Regions from separate parts of the Homo sapiens genome. Here region 1 is linked to region 2. Evidence: read pairs that join two places in POLR2A ChIA-PET (ENCODE). Cell type or tissue: Caco-2. All regions are shown on one strand. Each heading gives the region's core, and the rest is flanking DNA. Links, peaks and the distances in the headings are about the cores only.

The links. Peaks named below come from ENCODE experiments on the same cell type or tissue, not always from the same donor. Only the 100,000 strongest peaks of a DNase experiment are listed, where the experiment ranks them.
Region 1: POLR2A ChIA-PET joins it to region 2 with 6 read pairs; 3 of 35 experiments call an interaction of 5 or more read pairs at or near these places.

What each region holds. Positions count from the first base shown.
Region 1 is chr22:42,248,969-42,257,295 of GRCh38, forward strand. All of the region lies in intron 1 of TCF20 (transcription factor 20), which reads right to left. Among named protein-coding and RNA genes, the nearest start is that of TCF20, 18 kb to the right of the region's middle. In Caco-2, for the core only: no CTCF peak of the experiment used is centred there; no DNase peak of the experiment used is centred there.
Region 2 is chr22:41,910,942-41,919,268 of GRCh38, forward strand. SHISA8 (shisa family member 8) reads right to left here and starts at 4,133. Exons shown (of 4, transcript NM_001207020.3): 1 at 3,197-4,133; 2 at 275-408. The coding sequence starts at 3,726. It overlaps LOC124905125 (a long non-coding RNA gene), which reads right to left and starts at 7,721. Exons shown (of 2, transcript XR_007068113.1): 1 at 6,509-7,721; 2 at 5,570-6,095. RefSeq lists silencers at 242-331, 3,332-3,441, 3,512-3,591, 3,732-3,811, 3,852-3,921 and 3 more and enhancers at 3,434-4,359, 6,739-6,898, 6,909-6,998, 8,113-8,327. In Caco-2, for the core only: no CTCF peak of the experiment used is centred there; no DNase peak of the experiment used is centred there; H3K4me3 peaks cover 1,458 bases.

The DNA.
Region 1 (8,327 bases), core at 248-8,247, 340 kb after region 2:
TTTCAGAGATTAGTGTGCGAGTCTGAGTAGGCAAGGAGAGCCCTCTATGTTGGTGGGTATCATCCAATCAGCCAGGAGCCCAGGGAGTACACAGAAGGTGAATTGCTGAGAGCTAGAACAGACTTTTCTTCTGCTGCCTTGGACATCAGAACTCCAGGCTTGCCAGCCTTTGGACTCCAGGACTTAACCAGTGGCCCCCTGAATTCTGAGGCTTTTTGACCTTGGACCGAGAGATAACACCATTAGCTTCCCTGGTTCTGAGGCCTTTGGATTTGGACTGAGGTATGCTACTGGCATCCCAGGGTCTCAAGCCTGCAGATGATCTGTCATGGGACTTCTCAGCCACCATTAATCATATGAGCCAATTCCCCTAATAAATTCCCTCATATCTATACACATATCCTATTGGTTCTGTCTCCCTAGGGAACCCTGACTAATGCAGATTTGGTGTTGGGGAAGCTGAGTATCAGTTCTTCTTACTTTATTCTTTACAGCACAATTGAAGAGATCTGTGAAACTCTTCCCTCGCAAAAAGGCTCTGATAAGTGTACACGGCTACTTAATGGCGAAAGATAAAAGTTTAAAAGCTAATTATCACTGGTGCTGCAAAAGCAGAAATTGCAACGGCCAGGCAATAATCAGGCTTTCAAATAGACAGTATATACTTACAAAATTTGTGGATCACAACCACTTTGCAAATAAAACTGGAGCAAGTGCTTTGAAGATCGCAGAAGTGAAAATACAGGCAAAAAATACAAGAAATCTCCCCTGCCAAATTATTCAATGGTGTATTATTTCTGCTCCTTCACACATAGTGCCAATTTGCTATGCTATATATTTTATCTTCACATCATTTCTAATACTGGAGATATAAATTGTGTAGAGACTTTTGGAGAGTTCTAATTAATTCTATGCATTTTTTTTTTGCAAACTGAACTCCACAGAAGTGCATTATCACAACACTGACTTCATGTGTAAGCTCTGGCTGTGTTCATCAAAACGTAGAAGCCAGGTGTGGTGGAGCACCTGTAGTCAGTCCCGGCTACTAGGGAGGCTGAGGTAGGAGGATCACTTGAGGCCAGGAGTTTGAGGCTGAAGTGCACTATGATCATGCCTGTGAATAGTCACTGCACTCCAGCATGGGCAACATAGCTAGAAGACTATGGTCTCTTTAAAAAAAGTTGAAACTGGCCAGGCACGGTGGCTCACATCTGTAATCCCAGCACTTGTGAGGCCAAGGCGGGCAGATCACCCAAGGTCAGGAGTTCGAGGCCAGCCTGGCCAATACGGTGAAATCCTGTCTCTACAAAAATTAATAATACAAAAATTAGCCAGGCGTGGTGGCGGGGCGCCTGTAATCCCAGCTACTTGGAAGGCTGAGGCAGGAAAATCGCCTGAACCCAGGAGACAAAGGTTGCAGTGAGCCGAGACCACACCATTGCACTTCAGCCTCAGCAACAACAGTGAAACTCCATCTCAAAAAAAAAAAAAAAAAAAAAAGGTGAACCTTCAATGAGATGTCCTTTTTTTATACTGTTTTTGTGAAAGATAAAATTCAACAATATCTCTGCTCTTCAGGAGACTGCACACACAGTGATGACCCATCCTTGTTTTTACTACCTCATCAAAAGACCTAGTTTGTCCATCATGGTATTTCAGAGGACCACAGTTACAAAATGTAACACCCATGCAACTACGGTTAGTATACTGAGTGATTAAACTTGCAAAATACATTTGTTACTATTTTATTGTGTAAAGTGGTGTACTAGGCTGTTCCTGCATTGCTATGAAGGAATACTTAAAAGAAAAGAGATTTAATTGGCTTACAGTTCTGCAGGCTGTACAGGAGGCATAGTGGCACCTGCTTCCAGGAAGGCCTCAGGAAGCTTCCAATCATGGCAGAAGGCAAAGGGGGAACAGGCACATCACATGATGAGGACTGAGCAAGAGAGAGTGTGAGGTGCCACACTTTTAAAACAGCCAGATCTCGCGAGAAGTCGCTCACCGTCTCGAGGACAGCATCAAGGGGATGGTACTAAACCATTCATGAAAAATCCACCCACATAATCCAATCACCTCCTACCAGCCTCCACTTCCAATATTGGGGATTACAATTCAACATGAGATTTGGGCAGGGACACATATCCAAACTATATTAAGTGGCCTATGAAGTGTTGTCATGTTTTTGTTTCTCAAATAAATCCCCTTTAAAAAAGGTAAATAAGTGGTTTTTCTGTTTGTTTATTGAAGACAAAGTCTTGCTCTGTTGCCCAGACAGCGCCATCACAGCTCACTCCAACCTCTGCCTCCCAGACCCAAGAGATCCTCCCACCTCAGTCTCCCAAGTAGCTGGACTATAGGTGCACGCTAGCTTGCTAATTTTTGTATTTTTTTGTAGAGACAGGGTTTCTCCACGTTGCCCAGGCTGATCTTGAACTCCTGGGCTCAAGCAATCTGCCCACCTTGGCTTCCCAAAATACTGAGATTACAGGTGTGAGACTCTGTACCTGGCCAAACAAGTGTCTTTTTTTTTTTTTTTTTTTTTTTTTTTTGAGACAGAATCTCACTCTGTCACCCAGGTTGGAGTACAGTGGCATGATCTCAGCTCACTGCAACCTCCGCCTCCCATGTTCAAGTGATTCTCGTGCCTCAGCATCCCGAGTAGCGGGGACTACAGGCACTTGCAACCATGCCTAGATAATTTTTATATTTTTAGTAGAGACGGGGTTTTGCCATGTTGGCCAGGCTGGTCTCAAACTCCTGAGCTCAAGTGATCTGCCCACCTAGGCCTCTCAACATGCTGGGATTACAGGAGTGAGCCACCGCACCTGGCCCAAATAAGTATTTTTTAAATAATGTTTTAAAATTATTTTTTCCAGAATTATATTGTTTGGATTTCGATATTTTGGGATTTCAGTATTTGGGATTATGGCATCAAGAACTGTGTCTTTTAGGCCAGGCGCAGTGGCTCATGCCTGTAATCCCAGCACTTCGGGAGGCTGAGGTGGGCAGATCACCTGAGGTCGGGAGTTTGAGACCAGCCTGGCCAACGTGGCAAAACCCTGCCAAGGTGGGCAGATCACCTGAGGTCAGGAGTTCAAGACCAGCCTGGGCAACATGGCGAAACTCTGTCTCTACCTGTATTTTTTTTTGTAAAAATACAAAAAAATTAGCCGGGTGTGGTGGCACGCACCTATAATCCCAGCTACTTGGGAGGCTCAGGCAGGAGAATCACTTGAACCCAAGAGACAGAGGTTGCAGTGAGCCGAGCACCACTGCACTCCAGCCTGGGCGACAGAACGAAAGTCCATCTCAAAAAAAAAAAGAAAAAAATAAAAAAAAGAACTGTCTCTTTCAGAATTATGGCCTAAACCCGTCTGAAACAACTATTCAAGAAGTCTTTGGGAGAGCTAACACCTACAAACATAAACTTCGGTAATATTTTATAAAATATTCTTAAAAATCACCTTTATCCACACACAAGACAGTTTTAAAAGCTTTGGAGACTGAGTCCAGCTCTGTCGCCAGGCTGGAGTGCAGTGGCACATCTCGACTCACTGCAACCTCCACCTCCCAGGTTTAAGCGATTCTCCCGCCTCAGCCTCCCAAGTAGCTGGGATTACAGGCACGCACCACCATGCCCAGCTAATTTTTGTATTTTTAGTAGAGACGGGGCTTCACCTTGTTGGCCAGGATGGTCTTAATTTCCTGACCTCATGATCCGCTGCTCACCTCGGCCTCCCAAAATGTTGGGATTACAGGTGTGAGCCACGGTGCCCAGCCTTTAAAAGCTTTTTTAACTGAAACACTAGAGTAACAATCTTGGCATTTTTAAACGTATATAATTATCCCTATATATAAAACTATTTTAACAAAAATAACTATTTTCATACAACCATTTTAACTCTAGAATAAAAATACTGTTATAGTGAGATTTTTTCAAATATTTAATTTAGTAGAGTCAAATGTTTAACAAAAATAAAATATTATGAAGTATATAGTATATATTTTAATAAAAGGCTAATAAACTGAATCAGGTCAATAAGAGAAGCAAAATACTGGTTTATAAAACTAAGGCCTTCAAGTGACAGGGGGCCATAGGAAAAAAACAACAAAACAAAAACTAAGGCTTTATTCATTTATAAGTGGCAAAAGAAAAAATTTCCTATTTCCCTATTCCCTAATGATTTAATGTAAACTAAAGCAAAGAGAATGCATTAGTTCACTCTTCCTTAGAAACCTACACCATCTACTAATTTGCTAATGAAATCAGATACATGAGTTCTACATGATCAGTGTTGTGACTTCACATTAGTAGAGACGCTACTTGAGTTGCACTGTCACTGGGTTCCAGAAAGAGAATTTCCTAACGAATCACTAAGAAAGCTTCTTCAACAGATACAGGACGGGCTAGTATCAAAATATAGAAAAAAAAATAAAGTAGAGATAATGCTTTGTCTGTTGAAAAATATTTATTAAACTTCTCTAAAAGGGATTACATAAATATATTATCTCAACTACTATAATTAGATGTCAATTCCAATTCCTTAGTAATATTTTCAAGATTTACCCCTTAAATATAGGCGTATGAAAAACCAAAAGCATCAACAAAAGTTTTATTTATATAAAAAGATTTATGCTGGAATGTTAAAATCTAATATTTTGATTTTGAAAGCAAGTTGATTTTTTAAAAACCCTGAAAACAGTAGAGTGAACTGGCATTCCTTGAAAAGCTGAACAAAATAAGTTTAGTAAAAACAAGTAATAAATTTATTAATTCAGAAAGGATCCTGAACCATGAACCAAAGAGAAAAAAGTAACTGAAGAGGCCGGGCATGGTGGCTCATGCCTGTAATCCCAGCACTTTGGGAGGCCAGGCAGGAGAATCACCTGAGGTCAGGAGTTTGAGACCAGCCTGACCAACATGGAGAAACCCTGTCTCTACTAAAAATACAAAATTAGCCGGGTGTAGTGGCGCATGCCTGTAATCTCAGCTACTTGGGAGGCTGAGGCAGGAAAATCGCTTGAACCCGGGAGGCGGAGGTTGCGGTGAGCTGAGATCGTGCCATTGCACTCCAGCCTGGGCAACAAGAGCAAAACTCCCTTTCAAAAAAAAAAAAAAAAAAAAAAAGTAACTGAAGCTTCCACAGCATATTCCTTTGAGAGCTGGCAGCGAAATTTTATTTACTGATTCACTCAAAAATATCTGCTAAGCATTAGCTACATATCAAGCACTGTTCTAGATGCTGGGAATATGATGGGCAACAGACAAGTCCTTGCCCTCACACAGCAGACTATTCTCCCAGGTAGATCCCAGGATGGTACTTCCCAGCTCCACTCCACTTTCTTTTTCTTTGTTTCTATAATCCAAAACTAAACTCTTCCTCTTCAAATGGCCACAAACTTATCCTGCAAGTTATATTCCAGCTCATTTAAATTAAACATTCACACAGGGTACAGGTTAAGGGCACAGAGTCCAGAGCCAGGGTGCCTGTGGTATCATGATATATACTGGGTATTGTCCAGCCCTTGTAACAGTGTTTTGTTATAATATTGGGTATGTTAAGGCCTGGGGAAACAATCTCTCACCTGTCCTCCATTCACCTGCCCTAAGGCAGGACTCTAATCCTTTCCCACCTCTCAGACTGTGGCTCTTAAGACCCTCCTCAGAGGGCGTCCAGCCCTATACCCTGGGAGAAGAAATTGACATCAGGAAACTTCCATAAAAATCCAAAAGGAGCTGGTCCCAGCACTTTGAGAGGCCGTGACAGGCAGATCACAGGGTCAGCAGATCGAGAATATCTTCACCAACACAGTGAAACCCCGTCTCTACTAAAAATACAAAAATTAGCCGCGGGTGGAGGCGGGCGCCTGTAGTCCCAAATACTCTGGAGGCTGAGGCAGGAGAATGGCGTGAACCTGGGAGGCAGAGCTTGAGAAGAGATGGCACCACTGCACTCCAGCCTGGGTGACACAGCAAGACTCCGTCTCAAAAAAAAAAAAAAAAAAAAGGTAGAGGAAAAACATGATTAGAGGTGAGAGTTTTTCCCAATTCCCAATCCTGGCTCTGCTACTTAATAGTTGGGTGACCTTGGGCAAGTCACTCAACCTCCGTTATTCAGTTTTCTCGTTTGAAAAACAGAGGTAATAACACTATCTCCTAACTTTTTTGTCAAATGTTTAGAACAAGTCCTGGCCCTTGGAATTTATTGTTTATATAAAAATATTCACAATGTTGGCTGGGCATGGTGCTCATGCCTGTAATCCCAGCACTTTGGGAGGCCAAGGCGGGCGGATCACGAGGTCAGGAAATCGAGACCATCTTGACCAACATGGTAAAACCCCGTCTCTACTAAAAATACCAAAAAAAAGTAGCCGGGCTTGGTGGTGCGTGCCTGTAGTCCCAGCTAGTTGGGAGGCTAAGGCAGGGGCATCACTTGAACCCGGGAGGAGGAGACTGCCATGAGCTGAGATCGCGCCACTGCACTCCAACCTGGCAACAGAGTGAGACTTCATCTCAAACAACAACAACAACAACAACAACAACAACAACAACAACAAAACCACATTATTTATTGTTATAAATGTTTGGGTAAATAAAATATGCTTGCCGACCTGTTTTGGAATCAACATGGGTTGATGCCAAAATTTCCTGTAAATCCATTTTATTTAAACCAATTGCTAAATTTTACAGATCCTTCTTATGCAGACTAGGGCTTTGGGCATGAGAAAATCAGAACAGTAAGAGGCCAAGATGATCAATTCATCATCTGTTTCCGGCCCTCCCCTCTCCTTCCCACCACCATCTCTCCTCAGTCAGAACAACGCCCCCAACCATGTATTCACACCTCTCTTCACAAAACTTTGTTCCATTTATGAGACTCAAGTGCCCCAGCCCCAGGTTCAAAGCTATTCCCACCTTGCTCTCATACTATTAGGCCCACGCTCCCTTCTGACCTTCCCCTCTGTCATCTCTAGGCCCTTAGCCTAAGGGCCCAGGGTTTGATTGATAATATGCTACATACTTTTGAGCCTTGGTTCCCAAAAGACCTCTCTTAGGAATGCTCTTTCTCCACTCTTCCACTTGTCTCTCTCTCTCGTCCATCCTTCAAGGTCTACCCAAATGCTCCCTCCTCTACCGGCTTCTCCAATATTCTTCCCATACTTGATCAGGAGGGAGCAGCCTCTTGCCTAGTTCTCCCCAGCACTCCAGCTACACCACTATTACAGCCTTATCAATCATTCATACGTTTGATAAATGTTAATTTTCCATATTGGACTCTCCCACAGACCCTGAACTCTAAGGAAAAGTGAAGTGTTTTATTTGATTTTTGTGTGTGTGTGCCTAGCATGGCAACTACTTAGCAAACTTGGCTGAACAGAAATTTTCTTTTTTCTTTTATTTTCTCTGATGTGTTTCATTCCCATAGGCTTCATTTGGCCTGTGTCCCTTATCTTTAGGGGAAGCCAACTTTCAGCACATGCGCTAGCCAATGTAGCAAAGTTTTTTTTTTTTTTTTAAAGAGACATTTAACAAATTATGCAGGCTGTGATGTCCTTCATTCCAGCTCAAATTTCTCCTACTGAATATGCTAGAACTTAAATCCACTTCCACGAAGACTTTCAACAAGAGAAGATGAAAATCCTATTCCTGCTATATTTAAACTCACATCTACTAGAAAAACAAAAAACAAAAAACAAAAAAGTAGCATTAAGTTCAATGCATAGTGTATCTTTTCATTTACATCTGTTTAGTAATGTACAGGTACTGGTAAATCTGTTTAGGTTCATTTACACTGACTGTATGTTGTGTTTATAGGAGTCATCTGGCTGGAATCTGGCAGGCATGTTCTCTACACTTCTGCCATGGAGTAACAATTCTATTTTATTGTTCTAAAACTCTCCAGGAGCCAGGCACAGTGGCTGATGCCTGTAATCCCAGCACTTTGGAAGGCCTAGGCAAGAAGATTGCTTGAGGCCAGGAGTTCAAAATCAGCCTGGTCAACATAGAGAGACCCCAATCTCTACAAAAGAAAATAAAATTAGCAGGGTGTGGTGGCATGTGCCTGTAGTCGCAGATACTCAGGAGGCCGAGGAAGGAAGATCATTTGAGTCCAGGAACTCAAGGCTGCAGTGCGCCATGACTGTATCACCACACTCCAGCCTGGGTGACAGTGCAACATCCTGTCTCAAAAATTAAAATAAAACCCTCCAGGAGAAATACCCAGCATTCCTTACAGGGCAGGCGGTTCTCTGGGTTCTTCACCTAAACCGCTAATATTCCATCTGACCCTGTCTGCTATGGTTTTCCTGCTTATATTTTCTCT
Region 2 (8,327 bases), core at 197-8,196:
GAGCCCGAGCCTCAGATCACAGCCCCGGCCAGCAAATCCTGCATCTGGAACCTTCCTCACACATCACAGCCCCCCAGACTCGAGGCCGCAGGACCCGTGGGGGGTCCCTTTCCACCCTGGCGAGCTGGCTGGCCGGTCGGGCCCCTCACCCGCAGAGGCCGCGGCTCATTTCCACCGGGGAAGCCTCTATGCCCCAGCCGAGGGACCGCCTCTCGGCCTCTCACGCCCCTCCGCGTGCTCCGCCGCCGCTCAGCCCCGCCCGCCACCGACTCACCTGCGCTGTTGTGGGGGGAGCCCCGGGGGAGGCCGTCCCCCATCTGCACCTGGACACAGCCACCCAGGGGTGGGCCCAGGGTGGGAGGCAGTGGCTCCTGGGGGCCCGGCTGCTTCAGAAGCTCTGTCAGCGCCCTGCGGGGACAGCAGTCAGGGGTGGCCCTCTGTCTCCCACCTCATCAAAAGCCAGCCCCGGCCACCACCGTCTCACCGTGTGGCCCTGGGCAGTTCTTTCGGCCTCTCCAGGCCGTCCTCTCCGGTGCTCGAAATCACGCACGAGTTTCCCCTCCCAGGCAGTATCTGCCAGCCTCACCTGTGGCCCCAAGACAGCTGCTTCCCAGAGCAGGTCAGGAAACTCTAATGAGGCTCCCCTTCCCTCCCCTCCCCTCCCTGGAGCCCACTCTCAGGGACCTTCCCCAGGTGAGCCTCCCCTCCCAATGCGAGCTTTCTCTGCTTTCCTGCCTCTTCTCCCAAAAAACTGCTACTCATTCTTCAGACCCCATCAGCGGCCTCCTCCAGGAATCCTTTTTTTTAATTTTTTTATCTTTTGAAGCAGAGTCTCGCTCTGTTGTCCAGGCTGGAGTGCAATGGCGCAATCTTGGCTCACTGCAACCTCCACCTCCCCGGTTCAAGTGATTCTCCAGCCTCAGCTTCCCTAGTAGCTGGGATTATAAGGTGCCTGCCACCACACCTAGCTAATTTTTGTATTTTTAGTAGAGACGGGGTTTCACCATGTTGGCCAGGCTGGTCTCCAACTCCGCCGGTCTCGGCCTCCCAAAGTGCTGAGATGACAGGTGTGAGCCACCGCGCCCGGCCCAGGATGCCTTATTTACCTGCCTGCCTAACTGCCCCTGCAGCCGCGGCTTCTGCTGGGACCTGGGATAAAGCTGCCATCACGGGCATGAAGGACAGATGGGTGACGGAATGGGGATGTTGGGAGACCCCCTGGTGGCAGCCCAGGACCCACAGGCTGTGTGACCTTGGACAGCCACCTCCTTGGACCCAACACCCAGCCCCCACCCAGCTGTGATGTGACAGTGTCTGCAGCCCAGCTGCCTTCAGAACCCGGAACCCATGATTTTCTCCCACTCAGCCTGACCCTCCTTCCGGGGCTAGAGCCTCAAATGGCTGATTCGTGAAGGTCATTCAGGAGGCAGGACACCAGGGATGGCCGAGGTTTGGCTTCAGGTTTGGTGGCAGGGTCTGAAACCATCCTAGTACCTGCCTGGGCTGACCTTCCTGCCCTGCCCTCTCCCCAGAGGCTCACCTCTGTGGCCTCATCTCTGGGCAAGCACCTCAAGCTCCTGTCTCCCTGACAGCTGAGTAACCACCACGCCTCTGGGCCTTTGCACAAACTCTTTCCAGATGCCCCGCCCAAGCCCTCTGAGAAGCCTTCCCTGGCCTTCAACCCCAACACAGCAGAATGAAGGGTGAGACTCGAGGGGAGGACAGGGACTCAGGACACACCCACACACAAGCCTACGTCCCATTCCAGGTCTCCCCAGCAGAGAAAAGGGAGTTGGGGCCATGGGAGCCTGAAGCCCAGAAAGGAGAAGGGACTGGCCTACACCACACAGCACAGCAAGGGTGGGCATGGCTTTCCTGCGGCATCACCAAACCTGCTGCCCCATCCCCAGCAGGTGCAGGGAGTTCAGGATGAACATGTCAGCTGGGCTGCTGCAGCCACCCCTCACCATCGCAGCCCTAAGTTCCTTTTTCCCCGCCCCTGTCAAAGACATATCCAGGCCTCTTCCAAGCTACCCTCACCCATCATGGGGGACCCCCAAATTTGGGCAGCCCAGCCCCTACCCCTGCAGCATCCAGAAGCCAGGCCAGGAGGCTCCACCTCCTGAAGGCAGTGCAGAAGCTGAGGGTGGAGGCCAGGGTGCCAGCCCGGGCTTCCCTTAGAGCTCCCTGGGAGAAAGTGGGCTACGTGGTTTCGGGAGCGAGGGGTGCTGAAGTGCCAAGGAAGCCCTCACCCCCTGCCTCTGAGGCCCAGGAGGGGGAAGTGTCCACATCTGGCCTGCCAGGGTATGAAGGCTTCTCTATGGTCACTTTTAAATACCAGCCTGTCACATTCGGTGTCAGCAGCCCACAGGCCCAAAGGGTGCTGGGACCGGGTGGATGAGGAGGGCACAGGCCCCAGGGCATGGGGGTTGCTGGGGGCATGTGAGTGCCACGTGTGGCATGTGGGTGGGAGTTCCAGGGTCAGGACACATAGAGTCCTAGAGTCCTCGTTCCAACCGAGGAAGGGGACCTGGACCCTGTAGTGCCCACTTCACACCAAGCTCAGAATGCAACAAGCACCTGTCCTGGCCTCAGCAACACACGACTGTGTTCCAGAGTCCCCTTTCTACGCAGAGGGAGCCCTGACCTTCACCTGGGAGCTGTGGCATGGGGTGAGTGGGGGGAGGCCTTTGAAACCCAAGGAGGGAAGGGCAGCCTTGAGTCACAGCTGTGGGGGCAGGGGAGAGGCAGGAGGTGGAAGAGGGGAGGGAGGAGTGGGGAGAAGCAGGAGATGGGCACCCAGAGAACCAAGCGCCCCTTCCTTTCCCGTGCCCAAGACGCCCGGTCACCTCCCTGGCCAGCGGCGCCCCTTACCCTGGACAGTGACCCGGTGCCCTCTGTGCAAGGCTACCTGTCCCCCTCCCAGCCCGCCCCCACCCCCCTGCCCTCCAGAGGAGACTCGAGCAGGGAAAGGCGGTGCGGCGCCCAGCACGGGCAGAAGGTCAAAGGGAGTCAGGGCGGTGTCAGGTGTCTCCCTGATGAAGTGTTGGGGGGGCGGCGGGGGGAGAAGGAGACAGGAAAACCCAGAGAAGGGGCCTGCTGGGAGAACCAGCGCTTCGAGAGCGGCGGGAAGGATCAGCGGGCAGGGAGAGCAGTCCGAGGAGCAGGCGGGGGTCCCTGGGCGGCGCGTGCTCACCTGGTCACTGTGCGCCGCGCGCGCGGGCTGTGCGCCCTCTCCAGTCCCAGGCGCGCCCCGATGCCGGCCAGCACCAGCAGCGCTGCGACGCCGCACACAGCGTAGACGGCCGTATGGCTGCGCTCGCGGCCGGGGTCCCGGGGCGCTGCGGTGTCGCGGGCGCGGGCGGGCGGCCGGCCTGTCTGGACCCAGGCCGGCGTGTCGTAGTTGGAACAGCGGCTCTGGTCGAGGCGCCGCGGCCCGTCGTGGCAGCAGAAGCGGTAGCCGCACGTGCCGCAGCAGAAGCTGTAGGCTCCGGAGCTGCAGTTGAAGGGCGGGTCCCACTGGCCCATCACGTCGTAGTAGCCGCGGCAGCGGTCGCCCCCCTCCGGGGCTGTCGTGCCGGGCGCCGCGGGACCCTGCGCCTCGGGGGCTCCCGCGCGGCCCGACGGCGGCCGCGCCAGCAGCAACGCGAGCCGAAGCGCGAGCGCGAGCCGGAGGCCGGGAGGACGGCGGCCGCCGAGCAGTCCCCGCGCCCCGGCCCGCGCCATCGGGCCCGCGCCTCCCGCTACTGCGCCCGGTGCATGGCCGGGCGCCGCGGCTCCCTCCGGCTCGGCTCCTCCGCTCCCGCAGGGATCGCGCTGGCTCCCGGCGCACGCCGCCTCGGCCGTCGGCCTCCTCTGGGGACCCCAGCCCCGAGTGGGCTGGGTCTGGAGCTCCGAGGCCGCACCTCCGGTGGGCGCGTCCTCCGCCCGGGCTCACCTCGGACCCGAGCTGCCCGGTCCGCGTCCTGAGATCTTCCCCGGGCCGGGCGGCGGGTCCTCGCCTGCGCGCGGCCCCCGGCTTCTCCCCGGCCCGGCAGGTGTGCGGGTCTTGGCCCTAGCGGAGGCCGCGCCGGGGCCGCGGGCCGCCCGACTGCGCTACCTTCCCGCCGCGCTCTCAGTACAGCCCGCGCTCTGGCTCCGGCTCCGGCTCCGGCTCCCGCTCGGGCTCGGCGCGGGCTCGGGCGGGCGGGGGAGGGAGAGAGGAGGGAGGGCGGAAGGGAGGCAGAGCCGGGGGAGGAGCGCGGCTGCCGCGAGGGGCGAGAGGAGGCAGCAGGCCCCGCGGAGCCGGGAGGCCCCACAGGGAACCCCCCTCCACAAAGACTGCCCCGAAACATTCATCGGAACTGGGCGCTCGAAGGGGATCAGTTCTAGGGCCCGCGACTAGAGCGTCCCTGTCTTACAGGTGCGGGGACCTGTACCTTACAGGCGCGGAGGTCAAAGCAGCCCGGAATTGCCCCGGGACGGGCAGGGCCACCCTCTCACCTCCTTCCCGTCCCCTCTGTCCGTTCTGATCATAACATAAGGAGGGCCCCTTCCCCTCTCGGCGCCTCGATTTTCCCACCTGTCAAATGGGAAGGACTTCCCCTGGCAGCGCCGCTTCAGAGGGCCAAGGATTTACCCCACGGCGCGAGCCCAGTTCCAGAACCCCTCGAACGCTGGGCTGGGGTCCAGGGATGTCCCCATCCCTGCGTCGATGGGCACGGCTTGGCTGACGCACTTCCGCGATCTGCTCCCTCCCCAGGTGTGAGGAGAGGGGGACTGGGCTCGCCCCTGCCCTGGAAAAGGAAAGCCTGGAAAAGGAAGACCTCCGCCCTGCGCCCACCCGCAGGTCCTTTCACAAACCGAGGGGTAGGGTGTGGGGGCCCTAAGGAGCCCGGACCCGGTCCCAGCACGGCCCAGTGGTGTTTTCGGGGTTGAGTTGAACTGGAGAAGGTCCTGGTGCTTGGCTTCTCCCTGCCTCAGTATCTCATCTTAACATCAAAGACTCTTCCTGGAGGGCAGACTCATAATCTGCCCCTTCCAGGAGATAGGGGTCGATATGGAACCTCCCTCTGTCCAGACGGAAACAGCAGGAGGGCAAGGACTGGGCGTGCAATTCACCCAGTGTGCAGCTCAGGCCTCTGTCGGCATTTGCTGAATGAATAAATGAATGAAAGGACTCCAGCGCCTAGTTTCTGTGAGATGAAACATTTGGGGCTCCCTAGGGTCCCTCCTGGTCCCCTTTCCATCCGTCCTTCTCTCAGCAACTGGGACCAGCTTATGAAAGTGGAGAAGGTGGGGGAGAAGAAGAGGAAGGATTTACATTTTAAGGAGGATCAAGTCTGTTGCCTGACATGAGGGGCTGACAGACTAATTTCAGGTATTAATGGGTTCAGACAGGAAGAGGAGGTGACCTCCCCACTCAGAGCTTCTCCTTGTGCCCTGGCCAAAGACAGCCTGCTCCCTCCACCTACACACACACATGTGCACACACATGTACACACACTTCCCATCCAGCCCCGAAAACCCACCCTCATTAAAGGACCCCTTATTACCAGTTTAGAAGAAAAAACACAGATGAACAAAGGAATTAAATGAAATTGCTTTAATCCCATGTCCAGAGACAACCACACTAAAATATGCCACATTTACATGCTGGATTGTAACTAGTTTGTGGTTTACTTTTTGCCATCCTTAAACTTTTCGTTTGGCTGGGGGCAGTGGCTCACGCCTGTAATCCCAACACTTTGGGAGGCTGAGGCAGGTGGATCACAAGGTCAGGAGTTGGAGACTAGGCTGACCAACATGGTGAAACCCCACCTCTACTAAAAATACAAAAATTAGCTGGGCATGGTGGCATATGCCTGTAATCCCAGCTACTCGGAAGGCTGAGGCCAGAGAATCGCTTGAACCTGGGAGGCAGAGTTTGCAGTGAGCTGAGATCACACCATTGCCCTCCAGCCTGGGAAACAGATTGAGACTCCGTCTTAAAAAAACAAACAAACAAACAAAAAAAAAAAAACAAAAAAAAACCTTCTCATTTGTGATTCTTCTCAGAGCTTCTGAGCTCTACTTTCTGGAGCGTCCTTTCCTGCTTCCTTTCCTTAGGGCCATTCCTAGAAATGGAATCCGTGGCACAACCCGTATCACTGGTATTGAAGTCCCCACCGCCCTCTGCCCACTGCCCTGGAGGCTGCAGGAGCTCTGAGGGGGGCCTCTTCTCCCACCTTTCCCACCCGTTGCCGGGCACTGGGTTGAAAGAGGCTTGTCTCTGCCCCCTTGGAACTGGGGCCTCTTCCAAGTTAGAGTGAGGGGTCAGAGCAAGTCTCCCAGTGCTCCCCCTTCCTGGACACCCTCCTGCCCCCACCGTCCTGGCACTGGGTGCTTTCCTCATGTTGACCCCATCAGGCCTTCACATACATATACATAGTGACAGCCATTTGTCCAATGAAGGAAGTGGATTCCAGCCCCTCCCAGGGACTGATGTCCAACCCCCAACACCACCCCCCACCCCCCACCACACACACACCTTCCTCCCCGTCTCAATCTGATTCAGTGGTCAGCCAGCAGCCATAGGTAACCATAACTACTGGGTCTGTGCCAGGCACTGGATACCCTCTTCTCTCCATGGGAACACCTGGCCGCGGGGAGTGAGTGGAGCAGGAGAGGGCAGCTGTGAACACAGAGCCCAGCTGACCCTGACTGGCTGAGTCCTGGGATCTGATCGCCCATTCAGCTGACACTGCCCCAGGTGCCTGGCCATGTGCCGGGTGAGGGGATCTGGAGATAGAGCAGCCCGGCCGAGGAGTGACCCCTTTGCCCTGGACCCCGGGGTCTCTCACCCCATCAAGGCTCCAGGGCAGCCACCCCTTATCTCTTCTGCCTGCCCCCCTCCACTACCACTAAGCCTGTGTCACCAAAACTCATCCATTGATCCAGGCTTAAAATAACCCCTGGCATCTGCAGCAAGCCCCGCGGGGCGGGCAGAGGAGCCGAGTCCCTGCTCCTGAAGGGCACCCGCCCCGCCCCCAGCTCCCAATGCTGGCAGCTCGAGTGTGCGGGTGTCTGCGCGTGTTTGGGTGACAGCAAGAGTGTGCATGTCTGGGGCTAGCATGACTATGAGGGCCTTCCCTGCACGGTGGGCATGTGTGTGCACACGTGTTTGTCAGCATACATGCTCCTGTGCACGAACGGCCTTCCTCCATGTCCAGCCCTCACCTGGTGCTCAGTTCTGGCTGGGGAAGGCTGGGGGCCCTGAGAGGTGTGGACATGACAAACAGCCTGTGCTGGGCCTCAGTGTCCCCATTTTAGGTGGTGGGTGACCAGTCTGCCAGCTCTGCTGAGCCCTGGGAAAGGTTTGGGATTTCCTAGAGAGAAACTCAAGACTCAGAGAGAGGAAGTGACTTGCTGTGACTGGCACACAGCCAGGAAGGGCAGGGTCTGGCCTGGAACCTGCACTATGAGTCCCGAATCCACATTCTGGCCAGTTCAGCACACCCGGGAGGCACTCCTACCCCACGACAGGGCCCTTGCCAACACCTGACCCAGGCTCATTTGCCCCCTGTCTGGTCACGCAGGCTGCCCTCTCTTCCTGGAACCCCTTTCCAGCCCCACATGCCCAGAGTTTCTAGGTTTTATTTATTTATTTATGAAACGGAGTCTCTCTGTGTTGCCCAGGCTGGAGTGCAGTGGTGTGATCTCGGCTCACTGCAACCTCTGCCTCCTGGATTCAACCAATTCTCCTGCCTCAGCCTCCCGAGTAGCTGGGATTTATAAGGACCCGCCACCATGCCTGGCTAATTTTTGTTTTGTTTTGTTTTGAGACGGAGTCTCACACTGTCGCCCAGCTGGAGTCCAGTGGCGCGATCTTGGCTCACTCCAACCTCCGCCTCCCAGGTTCAAGCGATTCTCCTGCCTCAGCCTCCGGAGTTGCTGAGATTACAGGTGCACGCCACCACGCCTGGCTAATTTTTGTAATTTTTAGTAGAGACAGGGTTTCACCGTATTGATCAGGCGGGTCGCGAACTCCTGACCTCAGGTGATCCGCCCGCCTCGGCCTCCCAAAATTCTGGGATTACAGGCGTGAGCCACGGGGCCCGGCCTAATTTTTGTATTTTTAGTAGAGACGGGGGTTTCACCATGTTGGCAGGGCTGGTCTCGAACTCCTGACTTCAAGTTATCGGCCCGCTTTGGCTTCCCAAAGTGCTGGGATTACAGGTGCGAGCCACTGCGCCCAGCCTTTATCCTTTATTTTGGAGCCAGGCTGACCGGGTTGGAATTCCTGCTCTTCAGGGCCATTCAACCTTTCTAGGCCTCAGTTTTGTCATCTGCAAGATGGGCTACCAGCA